Regions from separate parts of the Mus musculus genome. Here region 2 is linked to region 1. The links are chromatin loops, found by intact Hi-C in ENCODE. Cell type or tissue: heart. All regions are shown on one strand.

What was found. Hi-C counts contacts between places; a loop is a spot of excess contacts. Peaks named below come from ENCODE experiments on the same cell type or tissue, not always from the same donor. Only the 100,000 strongest peaks of a DNase experiment are listed, where the experiment ranks them.
Region 2: it touches region 1 in a loop (1.9-fold over the local background); 3 of 42 quality-filtered maps call a loop at or near these places.

The regions. Positions count from the first base shown.
Region 1 is chr9:114,909,458-114,917,457 of GRCm38, reverse strand. It overlaps Gpd1l (glycerol-3-phosphate dehydrogenase 1-like), which reads left to right. Exons shown (of 8, transcript NM_175380.5): 3 at 337-477; 4 at 2,994-3,132; 5 at 6,470-6,582. Among named protein-coding and RNA genes, the nearest start is that of Gpd1l, 21 kb to the left of the region's middle. In heart, a CTCF peak has its summit at 4,062 (motif pointing left); a DNase peak (open chromatin) is centred at 3,977; H3K27ac peaks cover 721 bases.
Region 2 is chr9:114,839,831-114,847,830 of GRCm38, reverse strand. Cmtm8 (CKLF-like MARVEL transmembrane domain containing 8) reads left to right here and starts at 3,679. Exons shown (of 4, transcript NM_027294.2): 1 at 3,679-4,050. The coding sequence starts at 3,904. Gm30448 (a long non-coding RNA gene) reads left to right here. Exons shown (of 3, transcript XR_379920.3): 3 at 247-452. In heart, a CTCF peak has its summit at 3,545 (motif pointing right); DNase peaks (open chromatin) are centred at 3,480 and 4,760; H3K4me3 peaks cover 2,205 bases; H3K27ac peaks cover 1,439 bases.

The sequences.
Region 1 (8,000 bases):
TAAGATGTTCAGTGGCTGACGGCATCTGCACACAAGCTTGATTACCTGAGTTTGCTCCCGAGGTCGGACAGAGAGGAGAGAGCCAAGCTGCCCTCTGACGTCCACATGCATGCATGTTTACACACACACACACACACACACACACACACACACACACCAGTCAATAAAACTAAGGCATAATTTAAAAATTTTAGCAAAAATTAAGGACACATCAGGGTCCTTCTAGAAAGAGTGGGGGTGGAGATGGCGGTACCTCATGGCAGCATGTATTGTGAAGGGGCGAGGGTACGGACTGATGGAATTTCTGCAGGTGTTGTCTGTCTCCCCACTTTGCAGGTCGCTGTCCCAAACCTCAGCGAAGCCGTGCAGGACGCGGACCTGCTGGTGTTCGTCATCCCTCACCAGTTCATCCACAAGATCTGCGATGAGATCACGGGCAGGGTGCCCGAGAAGGCCCTGGGGATCACCCTCATCAAGGTAGGTAGGCGCGCAGAGCGGAGGACTAGGCGGGTCCTGGGACCTGGTTCCTCCTGAGTTCATGTCCTCTTTCCTTTATTTGAAGTATATCGGGCATCTTTCTCACCAGCCATGACTAAACACATGACAGGAAGCAACATCAGTGGAGAGAGGTTGATTTTGGCTCACTGTTTGAGGCAAGATGGCCCATTATGGCCAGGGAGACCAGGCAGGCCTGGCTGAGGGCAGCTGCCAGCTCACAGACCACGAGGCCGAGACTGTGGAACGTGGCATCAGCTGGCTTGCCGAGTTTTCATTGTTTCGTTTTGTGCTGTGATGGATGCTGGCGCTCATTACCTTGTGCCTGCCCGGCGAGCACTCAGCACTGAGCGATATCTCTCCCCGGCCTCTTTAATTTCTTATTCAGCCTGGGACTCTGGCCCAGGAGATGGTGCCACCATTTTCAGGACAGCTGTTTCTCTCTTAGTTTATCTCCAACATTCAGGTGGCACCACAGGTGGGAAAGTTGCGGTGTTTTGGGGGATTTTTTGTTTTGGTTTTGGGTGGTTTTTTTTTTTTTGGTTTTTTGAGACAGGGTTTCTCTGTATAGCCCTGGCTGTCCTGGAACTCACTCTGTAAGACCAGGTTGGCCTCCAACTCAGAAATCCGCCTGCCTCTGCCTCCCAAGTGCTGGGATTAAAGGCGTGTGCCACCACGCCCGGTGGTTGCAGTGTTTTTACTCATTTTCATCTCCAGCTGAAAGGTTTCTTCCCTTCAGTTAATTGATTTTCTAGGTACTCTTATAGGTACATGGTTTCTTCATCTAGACTTCCAAAATCAAACCCACAAACTTTACCGCACAGCTAGTGGTGGGGTCTGTCATAATAATGGATTCTGAACTTTTCATTTTGGAAGTCCTTGCGTCAGGGAACAGAGAAGAGTCAACACACATGTGTCCGTGTATGCGAGTTTCTAACCTAGTTATGCAGCGCCGAGCCAAACCGTGTAGATGAACATTGCGGTGCTGTTCATCATCAGCTTTCGAAGATGGGCACACTAGTGTCACGTTATGGTGGGACAGTTACATGTGATAAAATGATCAAGAATCGAGGGGTGGACTGGAGAGGTGGCTCAGTGGTTAAGGGCACTCATTGCTCTTGCCGAGGGCTAAAGTTTTCTTCCTAGCACCCACCAGGAGGTGCCTGTCTTTAATCCCAATTCCAGGGAAACCTGATGCCCACCCCCGCCCAACACACACACCATCTTACCCAAAGCAAGTTGCTTCATTCTGTCCTCTGTGCTTAATAGAAAGTTTCACTCTGTAGCCCAGGCTGACTTCCAACTTTCTATGTGGCCAAGGCTGGCCCTGGACTCCATGCAGTCCTCCTGGATTACAGCCTTCTTGGGAACTGCACACACGTGGTAGACAGTCATGCTCACAGGCAAAACACTTAAAAATGAATAAGAGAAAATTGTGTGAGGCGATGAAGACATTCAGGATGGCTGTTCTGTCAGCTGGGAGGAGGGTAAGGAGAAAAAGAGGAACATGGAGAGAGGCCCCCCCACCCACCCACACACACACACAGCATCTCCACCTCACAGAAGCCACGTACTATTCACTGTCGATAATGGACGTAACTAAACTGGGGCTGTCCTTGGTGCCTGAAGCTGACTTTGGGGTTAGCATATGACAGCAATTGTGACCTCCCCAATATCCCAGAATCTGCTCCTTATCAGTGGGAGCCGCCAGAGCCCTGGCAGGTGCCACGGGTCTGTGTGCTCTCAGGGCCTTCCAGGCCAGAGCTCCCATTCTGCAAAGCAACCTTAACAGTGTTGAGGGGAGAGGTCTCCTCAAACACCATGGCCAGCCAAGTGTCAAGAGATAAGAGGGCAGTCTGGAGTAGGATTCAGTGGTGGTTTATTTTAGGCATATTTAAGCACAGCAGGATTGGATGAAAAAACTTCCTGGTGATAATGAACTCAATCGCATGTGTACAACAAAACATAAGACTTGACGTCAAAACTTTGTAAAACACATGTGACATCGCCCATAAAGATGGATTCTATAGATTGATTGAGAAAAGCAAGCTCCTGGTAAGGGTGTGGTAGAGGACCTGGGGTCAAAGGTCACCAGGCTACTAACCACATCTCTTCCCAGCCATCTCAATGGAAAATAGGTTATGTGTCTCTCCCTTTGAGATATCCCTGTGCGTTTAATATTCCTGGTACCCTAGTGCTTATCAGCGAACACAGACACTTCTGTGCCCACCCCTCCAACACACACACCATCTTACCCAAAGCAAGTTGCTTCATTCTGTCCTCTGTGCTTGATAGAAAGTTTCACTCTGTAGCCCAGGCTGACTTCCAACTTTCTATGTGGCCAAGGCTGGTCCTGGACTCCATGCAGTCCTCCTGGATTACAGGTACGGTGGAATCACAGGCGTGAGTCCCCACGTCCAACTATGATTACTTACAGAACAACTGCCTTTTACCTAATTGATTTGCAAGCCTCCCCTGACTCATCTGAACCCCTCTAGGGCATAGATGAGGGCCCCGACGGGCTGAAGCTAATCTCCGACATCATCCGAGAGAAGATGGGGATCGACATCAGTGTGCTGATGGGGGCCAACATCGCCAGTGAGGTCGCTGCGGAGAAGTTCTGCGAGACCACCATTGGTGAGCCTGCAGAGGGAGGGCCCCGGCCGTGCTGGGTGCTTAGGGAGAGCTGTTCCTGTCCCCACTTGGTTCTTCCCAGCTCTGGCTGGGGGCTCAGGGCCTCATATGCTGCACATGGCCTGCCTATAAATAAACTCAGGCCTGTAATCCTCCATGGGGCGCTGGGGAGATGGTTCAATAGATAAAGTGTCTGCTGCGTGAGGACATGAGTCCAGATCCCTAGAAAAAGCTGCCACAGCACTGGTTGCCTGTAATCCCAGAGCTGGGAGGTGGGAACTGGAGGATGCCAGCGGTTTGCTGGACAACTAGCCTCACCAGTCAGTGAGCTGCAGGTTCCATGAGAGACCCTGCTTCTGAAAACCACTGGAGGTGCAGGAGAGATGGCTCAGCACTTGTTCTTGTAGAAGAGCTTGGTTTAACTCTCAGCATCTATATGGAGGCTCAGAAATGCCTGTAACTTCGGTTCGAGGGGATCCAATGCCCTTTCCTGGCCTCCATGGGCACTAGGTATATACACATTTATAAATAAATAAAACATGTAAAAATAACAATATGGATATGAGTTACTGAGGAAGACACTTACTATTGACTTCTGGCCTCCGTGCCTTCAGAGACATCTGTATGTACATGGAGGGGCTATATACACTTAATGCAGCTGCCCCTAGAAGCCAGAGATGTAGGACACTTCTGGAGCTGGATTTAGTGGCAGGTTTAACATGGCTGACATGGCTCCTGGGAATTGAACTCAGTCCTCAAGTAAGTTCACTGAGCTACACCCCCACCTCCTGGTCTCTGGGTTGGTGACATTAAGGAACAGCTGCGGTTTTAACTGTAAAGTCGTAAGTCTCTGTCCCGAGTCCAGAATTCTCTGGAGGAGAAAATCAGGATAATTTAGAGCACCAGATGGCAATGCTGTCGTCAAGAATCTGCTGCCCCCTTGTGGTGAACACTCCTTTCGTGCTCCTGATTTGACAAAGCCAGTGATAGATAAGTCGTAGTGCTCTCTTAAGCGAAAATGATCCCATATTCATTCACAGAAGTCCTGCAAGGTCCACACACCTAGACAGCTAACATTGTTCCTGACGTTATGTGATCTGAAAAATCATATGGAGTGGGGATGGGTTGGCATCGATGACCACCTCCACACGCACAAGTGAGCACCTTGCACAGATAAGACACGCACATTCACACACTCTTCATGTGAACACACACAAGCACAACTAGCAAATGTCAGCTGACTTTGTAATTATGGGGCCCTAGCCCTGTCCCCACCAAGACTGTTTTCTTTCAGATCCTTCCTTACTTAACTTTGCAGCCAGCCTGAGAGGGCCGAGTGTTTTTTTCCTCAGGGGGAGCTGGAGGAGGTTAAATCAAAGATCTACAAACTTGGCTGCTATCCGAGTCACCTGGGGAGCCTCACAAACGAGCCACGCTGCTCCACTCCAGAGCTGTGATTTAATAGGTCTGAGCTGTGGCCTGGTTTCGAGTGTTTTTAAAGCTCCCGGGTGGTAGTGTGTGCGGGCAGTCATGGGAGCAGCTGGCCTCCCACCTGGAGGCAGGCAGAGCCTGGGGCCAGAGTCCCTTCTGGTGTCCTGAGAGTTGCTGCTGGCTTGAGGGCAGCATTTACCTAGAAAGCCTTAAAGTCCTGAGTTTAGAACCCAGGAAGGGTTCACCTAACCCACCTGCACCCCACCAGCCACAGATTTCATGGCAGGCATAATGGTTAAGGTTTTGCTTTGGTTTGTTTTTACTTTGTTGCTATTGTTGTGTTTGGTATTTCTTCCTCTTTTTCTTTTCTTTCTTTTTCTTTTTCTTTTCCTTTTTTGGTTTTTCAAGTCAGGGTTTCTCTGTGTAGCCTTGGCTGCCCTGGCTGTCTCTATAGGTCAGGCTGGCCTCAAACTCAGAAATCCACCTGCCTCTGCCTCCCAAGTGCTGGGATTAAAGGTGTGTGCCACCACCACTGCCTGGCATGTTTGGTATTTCTGAGAGCAGTTTCCTAGTGTAGCCCAGGATAACCTCATGGTGGCTTTTGTATCAGCTCCACAGATACTGTGGTCTCATGCAACATATCCATCATCAGGACTGATTCTTTGTGGTCTGGCTTATTTCAGTTTTTTGAGACAGGGTCTCACTATACAGATCAGGCTGGCCTCCATTTCATAGAGGTCCACCTGCCTCTGCCTCCAGATTGCTGGGATTAAAGGCGTGTCATCCTATCAGGCTGCTTCTACTGTTAAATCAAAGACGTCCAAAACACACAAAAAAGAATAAAAGGAGCTGAGTGCATGAAAGCCAAGGGGCATCCAATCCAGCAAGCTGCAGAGGGAGGGGGACCACACACATCTTCTTGACGGAATGCCCATCCTCCAACATTTGTGGACGGCACACTCTAAAACACATGGATCTTACATTCCATTTCGAGAAAACCTTTTCATTTTTGATAAATTTTAAATGCAGGGCTTAATTTTTTTTCAAAATCAGCTAATTAGTATTGTGAAGAGTTAGTGTTCGCAGCAAGCACACATGTTGAGGTCAGAACAACTCTCTGAAGAGCTGGTTTTCTTCCACCGTTCCATGGGCTCCATTTCTGTTATCTGAACTAAGGTTCACCCTTAAAAGAAATCACACCTTAAAAAGATTCCACAAGGCGATCGAACTCAGTGGAGACTTGGTGTTACAGATCCAATCATCTTGGTCTATCTTTAGCCCCCTTTCCAGCCGAGTGCTAGCCACCTGTGTGTCTGCTCTAACATCCTGGTAAAACCTTTTGAAATGTATCAACTTAACAGACACTGGTGTCTACCAACCCAAAAGCTAAGGACATCTCCAGGTGGCATTGGGAACCTGTAACAGAGCTTTCCCCACTGTTGTAAACCCTCTTGATGTTCCCAGCAGTGTATTGAAAAGAGCTTGGACTCTTGGCTATAACAGGCTGACGAGCCTATTGCCATGGTGGAGCATGGTATCTGGGGCAGCCTGAATCTGTGTTCCAGGTCATAGTCACTCACCGAAACTGTCATTCACTTAGACGTGAGAGCTGAGGTTGTGTGTCCATAGCTATGTGCCTTCTATCCCTGTGTGTGTGTGTGTGTGTGTGTGTGAAGCTCCCATGCTCTTCCGAAGGTCCTGAGTTAAAATCCCAGCAACCACATGGTGGCTCACAACCATCTATAATGAGATCTGACGCCCTCTTCTAGTGTGTCTGAAGACAGCTACAGTGTACTTACATATAATAATAAGTAAATCTAAAAAAAAAGAAAAAGTTATGCTCTAGACCTCTACCAGGTATAGAAGTGGGCACAGGGACATCACTAATCAATCGTCTGCTCTCCTACAGGCAGCAAAGTGATGCAGAACGGCCTTCTCTTCAAAGAGCTGCTGCAGACGCCCAACTTCAGAATCACTGTGGTAGACGATGCAGACACCGTGGAGCTTTGCGGTGCTCTTAAGGTATCCCACCCAGGGAAGGAGGTACTTAGGCTAGTGTTAGCTGTCTGACGTGGAGGTACTGAGGCTAGACCAGTGTCAGTAGTCTAACATGGGAGAGTTAACTGTTTTGACTGGCTGGTGTGTTGGTTCAGGTGTGTGTGTGTGTGTGTGCGCGCGTCAGAGACCCATCTCCAGTGTGTTCCTTGACTTCCACTTTGTTTGAGACAGGGTTTCTTTGCCGCTCACCCTCAGGTACACCAGGCTAGCCCATAGCCTTCTGTGATTCTTTTTCATCACCCCTCTCCTGCCGTGTCCAATCTGACCTGGGTTCTGGGTTTAATTCAGTCTTGCGTGACAGGTGCTTTCCCCCTGGGCCATCTCTGCAGCTGAGCTATACGCACTTGACATAGGCACCCGTGAAAAAGAGCAAGCCTTGCTCTTGGGTGCCTCGTTGCCCCTTCCGAGGCGGGGCCTCTGTCTCTTTTATTTATAAATATCAGTGAGCTGTGATCTTTTAAAATTGTGTTTAGATGCTTTTTATCTGTGTGCATGCTTTGCTTGCCATGTACATATGTGTGTCACATGCATGCCTGCTCCCCAGAGAGGTCAAAGATCACATCAGTCCTCCTTGAACAGGAGTTATGGGTGGTTGTGAATTGTTGAGTTGGAGAATCTAATGCTTTGATTCATTCAGGAATCTGCATGTCCAAACACTAAAGGTCCTTGTCCCCAGTTAGTTTCTGATCAATAAAGATGCCAGTGGCCAATGACTGGGCAAAGGCAGATGGGGTGGGACCCCAGGATTTGCTTGGGCTAGGACATTGGGTGGGGGTGTTGAGGAGAATCACCATGAAATGATGGGAGCTACAGGAGATAAAGCCAAGGAGCCACGTATGAATTCTGGGTAATTCTTACCCACAGGCCACTTCCCCAGTTGGGCCTGGGATAGCAGGAGAAGGTTTAGGAGTACCTAACCTTTGAGGTAGCTAAGGCATTTTAAAATTAGCTGGCATGTGTGCATCTTTCATAATCCAGATAGCTCCTGGGTGGGTGTGGGGGCCAAAGCGATGCAACCCAAACTCACTGCTATAGACGTGTGGGTGCTGGGAACTGAACCCAGGTCCTGTGCTAGAGCAGCTGCTGCTTAGGACTTAGAACTTTGGCCCCAAATTGTAGTTTATTTGATAAATTTTCAGATTTTGTTTCTTATTCATGTGTGTCAGTCTGAGTATGGGCACATGGGTGTGAATGCTCACGGAAGCCAGGAGGCAGCTCTGGATTCCCCATAGGTTTCAGGTGGTTGTGAGTCACCTGACCCGGGTGCCAGGAATTGAACTCAAGTCCTCTGGAAGAGCAGCAAGTGTTCTTAACCACTGAGCCATCTCTTCAACCCCCATTTATTTGATTTTTATTTATGTGTATGTGTGTGTTCCTGCACG
Region 2 (8,000 bases), 70 kb after region 1:
CCAACTGAGTATCACACACACACACACACACACACACACACACACACACACTCCTCTCTCGGCTTCCTGACTGTGGATAAGTATGGCCAGCTGCAACATGTTCCTGACAACAGACCTCTCCAGTTATGGCTACTGTATCCTTCTCAAACTGTGAACCCCAGTGAGCCCTTCCTTCTTTAAGTTGCCATTGTCAGGGACTTGAAGCAACAAGAAAAATAACTAATGTATCTCTTTTGCCCCTCTTAGTAGCCAGCAGCTGCAGAGCCCACCATGCTGCAAGAGAGTCCAGCTTCGTGGAAAAGCAAGCCCAGTGAGTGTAGCGTCTATGGGAGGGATACCTTCTCAATTACCTAGTCCGGCCAGTTCCCAGATGTGAGCATGCCTCCAACTCCTGCCTGCCAAGCCTAGCTGCAATTCATAGTCAACAGTTTCCTGGGCAAATAAAATGGTGATTTGAAGCTGTTGGTGTTCAGAATCATTGTAGTACTGTGATAGATAATCCAACACAAACATAGTCCCACTACAGAAAATTAGTACAATTGACTGGGACCTTGCACAGAATCATACACTGTATGTGCATCTGTTGGAGCTGGGGAGGTGGGCAGTGGAGAAGAGAACTTGCTGCATAAGCCTGAGGTCATGAGTTCAAACCCCCAGCATTCATATAAAAAGCCAGGTCTGATCACAAACTTGTCTTTAACTCCAGAGCCATCAGAGGTGGATACAGGAGGGCCACTGGGGTTTGCTGGATGCCGGCCTAGCTCCAAGATCAGTGGCAGACCCTGACACAGTGACAGAATACAACACTGAATGTCTTCCTCTGGCCTTTACACACGCACTCACTCCCACACACTCACCCCCTACACACATTCACCCCCACACACATATATGCACACACACTCATGCCCCACATGTGTGCACACACACAAAGAAAATGGCATATATACTTATTTTACTTTTTAAAGATTTATCTTTATGTACACATCTGTGTCTTTGTTGAGTGAATGTGAGGTGCAGGTGCCTGAGGAATCCAGAAGAGGGCGTTGGATCCGCTGGAGTTAGAGCTGCAGGTGGTCATGAACTGCTTGACATGGGTGCTGGGAACCCAACTCCGCTCTTCAGTAAAAGCAGTGTCGCTCTTAGTGCCTGGGTCATCTCTCCAGTCACTTAGTGTACCTTCCCAAAGTAAAGAAAAGCCAGACTCCTGAAAACCATCCTGCCCCAGGGGTCTCAGAAAGGGAGTGTCCTTTGTATTATGAGTAGAATCGCTGAGACTTCAAGTCTTCAGTATTGGGTATGTGTTGCCTTAGGCTCCTCCAGACTCCCCTGTCTCTCACTTCCAGCCACTTGAGCAATTTCTCTGAGCACTTGGTTTTTGGAGGCTCATTCCCATACAGCTTCCTAGCTCTGTCCTCAGTGGTTTGGTCTACAGTGGGGTCTAAAACTTGAATTCCGGAAGCTGGAAAGGTGGCTCAGTGGTTAAGAACACTGACTACTCTTTCAGAGGATGTGAGTTTAATTTCCAGCACCCAAACTGCAGCCCACAAGGTCTGTAACCGCAGTTCCAGGGGATCAGACACTACCATGCACATGAAACAGAAAGAAAGAAAGAAAGAAAGAAAGAAAGAAAGAAAGAAAGAAAGAAAGAAAGAAAGAAAGAAAGAAGTAGTGGTCTATGCCTTTAATCCCAGAACTACTTGTTATCATGGGTGGCAGGTGCCTACCTCAAGGAAAAAAATTTTTTTTTCATTGGTGGTGGGAGGAGAGACTGGGTCTCACTATGTAGCCCAGCCTGGCCTCAAACCCTCTATGGATCCCAATATGACCTTGAACTATGTATTTCTAGATAGGGTTTCTGTATCTAGGCTGAGCTCACTATGTAGCACAGACTATTATTTCAGACAGGGTCTCACCCTGTAACTTTACTTTTTTTTTTTAAGATTTATTTATTATTATAGGTAAGTATACTGTAGCTGTCTGAAGACACTCCAGAAGAGGGCATCAGATTTAGTTATGGATGGTTGTGAGCCACCATGTGGCTGCTGGGATTTGAACTCGGGACCCTCAGAAGAGCAGTCGGCGCTCTTAACCACTGAGCCATCTCACCAGCCCCTTACCCTGTAACTTTAGGCTAGCTTTGAACTCTATCCTCCTGCCTCAGCTCCCCCAGTGATGAAATTATCAGTATGAGCCACCACACTGAAACTGTTGGCATATTCTTGAAACACTTTACCCTAGAGTTTTCCTAGGGAGGACCCAGGTTTAAACTCTCCCCGCCCCCACCCCACCCCCAAGACAGGGTTTCTCTGTGTATCTCTGGCTGTCCTGGAACTCACTCTGTAGACCAGGCTGGCCTCAAACCTCTACCTCTCCAGGCTAGGATTAAAGGCTTGCAACACCACCACCCAGGTTAAAAAGATGTTTTTGTTTGTTTGTTTGTTTGTTTGTTTTTTCAAATCAGGGTTTCTCTGTGTATCTCTGGCTGTCTTCGAACTCACTCTGTAGACCAGGCTGGTCTGGAACTCAGAGATCTGCCTGCCTCTGCCTCCTGAGTGCTAGGATTAAATGTGTGAGCCACCATCTCCCATAAACTAACTCCTTCTATTAGCTTGTTCTTTGTGCTTTCTTTTCGGATCCACCAATAGGATACACTTTCTGACAACTTTTAAAATCTGATATGCCTTCACTTCGAATCAAAGCCCACTTGGTGGGTTCAGATGAATTGTCTCTTGTCACTCTTCACAAAACAAGAGGAGGACAGGCACATGGAAGCAGATCATTTTAGCCAAATGTCCATCGTCCATCAAAGTCCGTCTTGAAACACGGGTGGTAGCACTGAGGTCCAGTAAAGCAGAACCAATAACTTCATGCTAATTACACAAGTACCCAGGGTTCTGCGCAGCACTCACCTGACTGGCACACAGCTGCCCACGCAAGGAGATGTCCACCCCTCCTCCCTGACCCCGGGAAGCACAACTAGCTTGTCATAAACATCACTTTGCACAGACGGTTCCATTCAAGTTTGAAACAAGCCCCCCCCCCCCCAAAGCTAATGAGATCTGTCATATTGATACATCTTGACCAGGAATCCCGAACATCTCCCCCACTTTCCATCTTCCTCTCCACAATCCAGCTAGTCTCCGCCAAAGTTGTGGAGAGCGCCTAGAAGCCTCTCGCTCTCACTCCCCGGCGATTAAGTTGGTTCCTCAAATTGTTCCGGACAGGAGGGGCAGGAAACAGCGCCGGCTTTGGTGACGGCTGCAGCGGAGTGGGTGAGGGCTGTCCAAGCGGCCTCACATCGATCCCTGGTTTAAGGTCTGGTTAGGTCACAATTCTAGCCTCCCTCCCCCAACCGCCTGTAGTCCTGGAGCGGCCACGTCCCTAGAGGCCTGAGTTTCCTTAAGAGGCCCTGCTGCTAGTCCAGCCAGGTGGGAGGAAGCTGGTCCAAGTCTGGTGGCCCTAGGTGGGCGGAGCCTAATTGTGGCTCGAGCTAGAAGGAGTGTGACCAGGAGGTGCCGCTCACCCTTAGCGATCCGGTACGCGTCCCTGCACCCCCGAGAGCTCTCAGTCCCTGGGAGACAGGTGCTGTGGCCGCGCGGCGGCGCCCCCGAGGGGAGGTCCTGGAGTGCCCGCCCTCACCCGCCCAGTCTACGCCCCTCCTCTTCTCTCCCCTCCCCCGCAGTCCACTGCCACCGGTCGCCAGCGATCCCGTTCCCGGGTCTCCGAGCAGACCCAGAGTGCGCTCGCCGAGGTGTTGGGACACTTGCGGACCTGACCCTGGAGATCACCCGGGTTTGCCCGCCTCCCATCATCCGCGATTCCCTGGCCCGCGATCCTGAGCCCAGGGAACTCATTGGGTGGGGGTAGGGTCCTCGGGGACCCGGGCCAGCTCCCGGGGCGACGATGGAAGAGCAGCAGCGCGCGCGCTCGCACACGGTCACCACCACTACCAGCTCCTTTGCGGAGAACTTCTCCACCACCAGCAGCAGCTTCGCTTACGACCGAGAGTTCCTCCGTACCCCGCCGGGGCTCCTGATCGTAGCCGAGATCGTAAGTGTCGGGCCGGGCCGGGCTGGGCCGGGCGGAGGGAGGCAGGTGGACTCGGCTAGCTCGCGCGCCTCCAGCTCCGCCCACCGAGCTGGCTCCGGTCTTCCCGCGGGCTCCGGGAACACTCTTGAGCTTCGACTTCTTTGTAAAGTGCAAAACTCACATTCAGGTTCTTTCACCTGAGGCTCCCTTGGGAACCAGGGTTGTGACCCTCAGGATGTCTGCTGTGGGAGGTAACTCACAGCTTGCTGTTTTCATTCGAAGGATGGTGGTCTTTCCCGGGAGCCGGATACTTTGGTGGGCGTTTATAGATAATGGGTGTCTGGAATACTTAGGGCCTACCTCACCTGATCTCCACGTGCAGGGGTCCCTAAAAAACAACGTTTTTGTTTGTTTGTTTGTTTGTTTGTTATCAAACTGACCCTTCCAAAGTGCTGGTCTGGAACTCAGAGCTTCACGTGCCAGTCGGATGCTCTATCGCTGAGCCGCACCCCCAGTTTTAAAAGTTTTCCTATTAAAAGTTATAAAGGAGAGAACTTCTGAGTAATTAACTTCCTGTGGTCAAATACAGATGAATCAAGAACATTTCCCTGAATAAATCTGAGAATCTCAACCTCTTTAAGCCCTTGAGGGCCGCTGTACGGACTGAGCACATCCTGGTGGGGGCTGGGCAAGTGCCCGGGAGGGAGGCAGGACTTGTACGTGCTGTTCCTGGGAAGCCAGGCCTTCCGCCTGGAGTTCTGTTGACTACTGGTGGAGGCCACTATCTATTGTCCTCGCCCTCTACCAGGGTGTCAGTCCTGGAGGAGCTTCTAAGTTTGTGTAGGCCCTGATGCGCTCTCCCTTGAAGGTGGTTGCAAGTAAGCTTATTTTACACGCGAGGAAACTGAGTCAGAGACTGGACGGAAGTTTACACTTGTTGGCAGAGCTGAGATTCAAACCTATGTCTGCCCTTTTCTTGCTCCCTGCTCCTACCTGCTAAGGAGCGTCGACTCCCACAGTCTAAATAGGAGTCCCCCTTCTGTTGCATCTCAGACCCAAGGAAGCATTTGTGAAACTGAAATCCAGCCCATAGGAAAGCTAGAGAATGGGGGCGGAGATCGTGTTGTACAGTGGTTGAGTGTGCATGGACCCTCTGAGAAACCTTCAGCAGCCCCTGTGTGGATCCCGGGAGCTTGCTGACTCAAGGCGCAGATCCACCCCAGACCCACCCAATCAGCTTCCACGGAAAGTTGGGAAAGTGTTAGCTTAGCTCATCTCCAAAATGGTTGGCCCAGGCAGCCCCAAGGGTATTTGCAGCCCTATTAAATAGCCCTAAGTATTACAGTCACAGTGCAAGGCCTGGCCTGGCGTTAAAGAGCTCAACAAATATTTGCTGTGTGAGTGAGGGAGTTGGCTGGCTCTCCCGCTTCAGAAAAGCAAATAGACGCTCAAGTGACTGAGTTGGGGCTTCTGTGGGGTGGCTCAGACCACCACCACCTTGTGTTGGTGTGTTTGCTGCCCACGTGCTCTCTGTTACATACCTTCAGAGAATATGAAAGCGATAGAACTGTCAAGGACCCTTCGTCCCATCACTAAGGTGAACTACTGTTGATGTGTTCACATGGCTCTATAGGCTGCAGGGAGCTCCCCCATACAGTTTTTGGGGTTGGTGTATGTGTGTGCATGGGCATGTGTGGCTATGTTCATATTCCCCTTCTTTACTTGGGAGGGGGACGTGGCCTGTGGAGATCAGAAGACAACTTATGGCAGTCTATTGTGTCCTTCTGCCAAGTTGCCTCTGGGATTTGAAGGACACTGTCAGGATTGGTGGCAAACACCTTTTTTATCCATGGAGCTATCTGACCAACCCTCTACCTTATTTTTTGGTCCCAAACTAATGGCACTGCTGGGGGAGTCTTAGGAGGTGTGGCCTTGTTGCAGGAAGCACTGGAGGCAAGCTTTAGCCTGGGGCCATTCCCAATGCACTCTTTCTCTTTCTGCTTGTAGTTTAAGATGTGGGTCCTCGGGGCTGAAGAGGTGGGTCAGCAGTTAAGAGCATTGGCTGCTCTTCCAGAGGTCCTGAGTTCAATTCTCAGCAACCACATGGTGTCTCACAACTATCTCTACTGGGATCCAATGCCTTCTTTTGATAGCTACCGTGTATTCATATAAATAAAATAAAAATAAGTCTTAAAAAAAAAAGTGAGCCCTCAAACTTCCTGCCTCTGCCATCACCTTAGCTCTGTCTTTACGGGGTCTACCCTTCTGGAGCCATAAGCCCTAACAAACTCTTCTACAAGTTGCTTTATCACAGCAATAGAAAAGCAATACGTGGACCATGGAAGTTCAGCCCTGCCTGTCTTCCATGATAGCCATTATATGGCTTGGGTTAGACCAGTACCAGTTAACCTATGACTTGGCAAACACCTCACAACTGAGCCATAGGGTAACTTATATGGAAGTAGAGGCAGGCGGGTCAGGAATTCAAGGTCATCCTTGGTTGCATAACAAGTTCCAGGCCAGCCTGTGCTGTGCCAGTCCCTATCTCAAAATAAAAGGTTAATTCCAGTTCGTCTCCCCCATCCCATTGGAACGTTCTTTCTCTGTATAACTGTCATAGTGACATGGCTTCAAGTGAGGGTCTCTCTTCCTGCACACAGAGTACCTCGTGTGTTCTCTCAAATGAGGAAAATATCATTTTAAAATTTTTAAAAATTGGTTTATTGTTCTAGTCTTCCCACTTTAAAGCATTTTAAAAAAAGATTTATTTGTTTGTTTTATGTCTGTGAGTACATTGTCACTGTCTTCAGACATACCAGAGGAAGACATCGGGTCCCAGTACAGATGGTTGTAAGCCACCATGTGGTGGCTGGGAATTGAACTCAGGACCTCTGAAAGGGCAACCAGTGTTCTTAACCACTGAACCATCTCTCTAGCTTGTCTTTCTACTTTAAAAAAAAAATCCTTGTATATTTTTTCTTCATTGTGGCCTGCTGTTACACATTTATTTAAGTATACTTATCCGTGTGGGTGGGTGTGCATGTCTGTGTGAACGAAGATGTCCTCTGTCACTCTCTTCTACTTGTTTGAAGCAGGGTCTCTCCCTGAATCTAGGGGCTTACTAGGCTAGAAGCCAGTGATTTTCTTAGCTAGGCTAGAAGCCAGTGGTCCTCCTGCCTCCATGCCTTCCCAACCTGGGTTACAGGTGTGTGTGTTCTCACCTGATCACACATTGCCAGCTTGTTACCTTGTAGGTGCTGGGACCCACTCCCAGTCCTCATTACAACTAAGCAAGGGCACTGAGCTGTACCCCCCACCTTCCCCCGTCCCCCGTCCCCCGTCCCCCAAGCCCATCCCTTATTTGCATGGATGCTGTGGTGGTTTGAATATGTTTGGCCCAGGGAGTGGCACTATCAAGAGGTATGGCCTTGTTAGAGGAAGTGTGTCACTGAGGGGGTGGGCTTTGAGACCCTTCTTGGAAGACCCTCTGCTCCTTGGCTTCCTTTGGATGAAGATGTAGAACTCTCAACAACCCCTGCATCATGCCTGCCTGGATCCTGCCATGCTTCCACCTTGATGATAATGGACTGAACCTCTGAACCTGTAAGCCAGCCCCAATTACATGTTGTTCTAATGAGAGTTGCCGTGGTCATGGTGTCTGTTCACAGCAGTAAAACTGTAACTAAGACAGATGCTGTGAGAGTTTTGCAGGATTTCCAGTGTTTCCTCCTCACCCCTGCACTGGAAGGTGAACTACTGCTTCACGTTGTCATCGGTAGTGTGTGCCATTTATGTGCAAGCTAGAAGGACGGTGGGAATTCAAGATGCTAAGGATCCCCTGAAGTGACACACCGTGTGATGACCTGAATTCAGATTCCCAGAACCAATGAAAAGCCAGACTCCGTAGGGTGTGTCTGTGACTGGAGGAGGAGACTCCCCAGGTACTCTTCAGGCCAGCTCGCCTGTAGTAT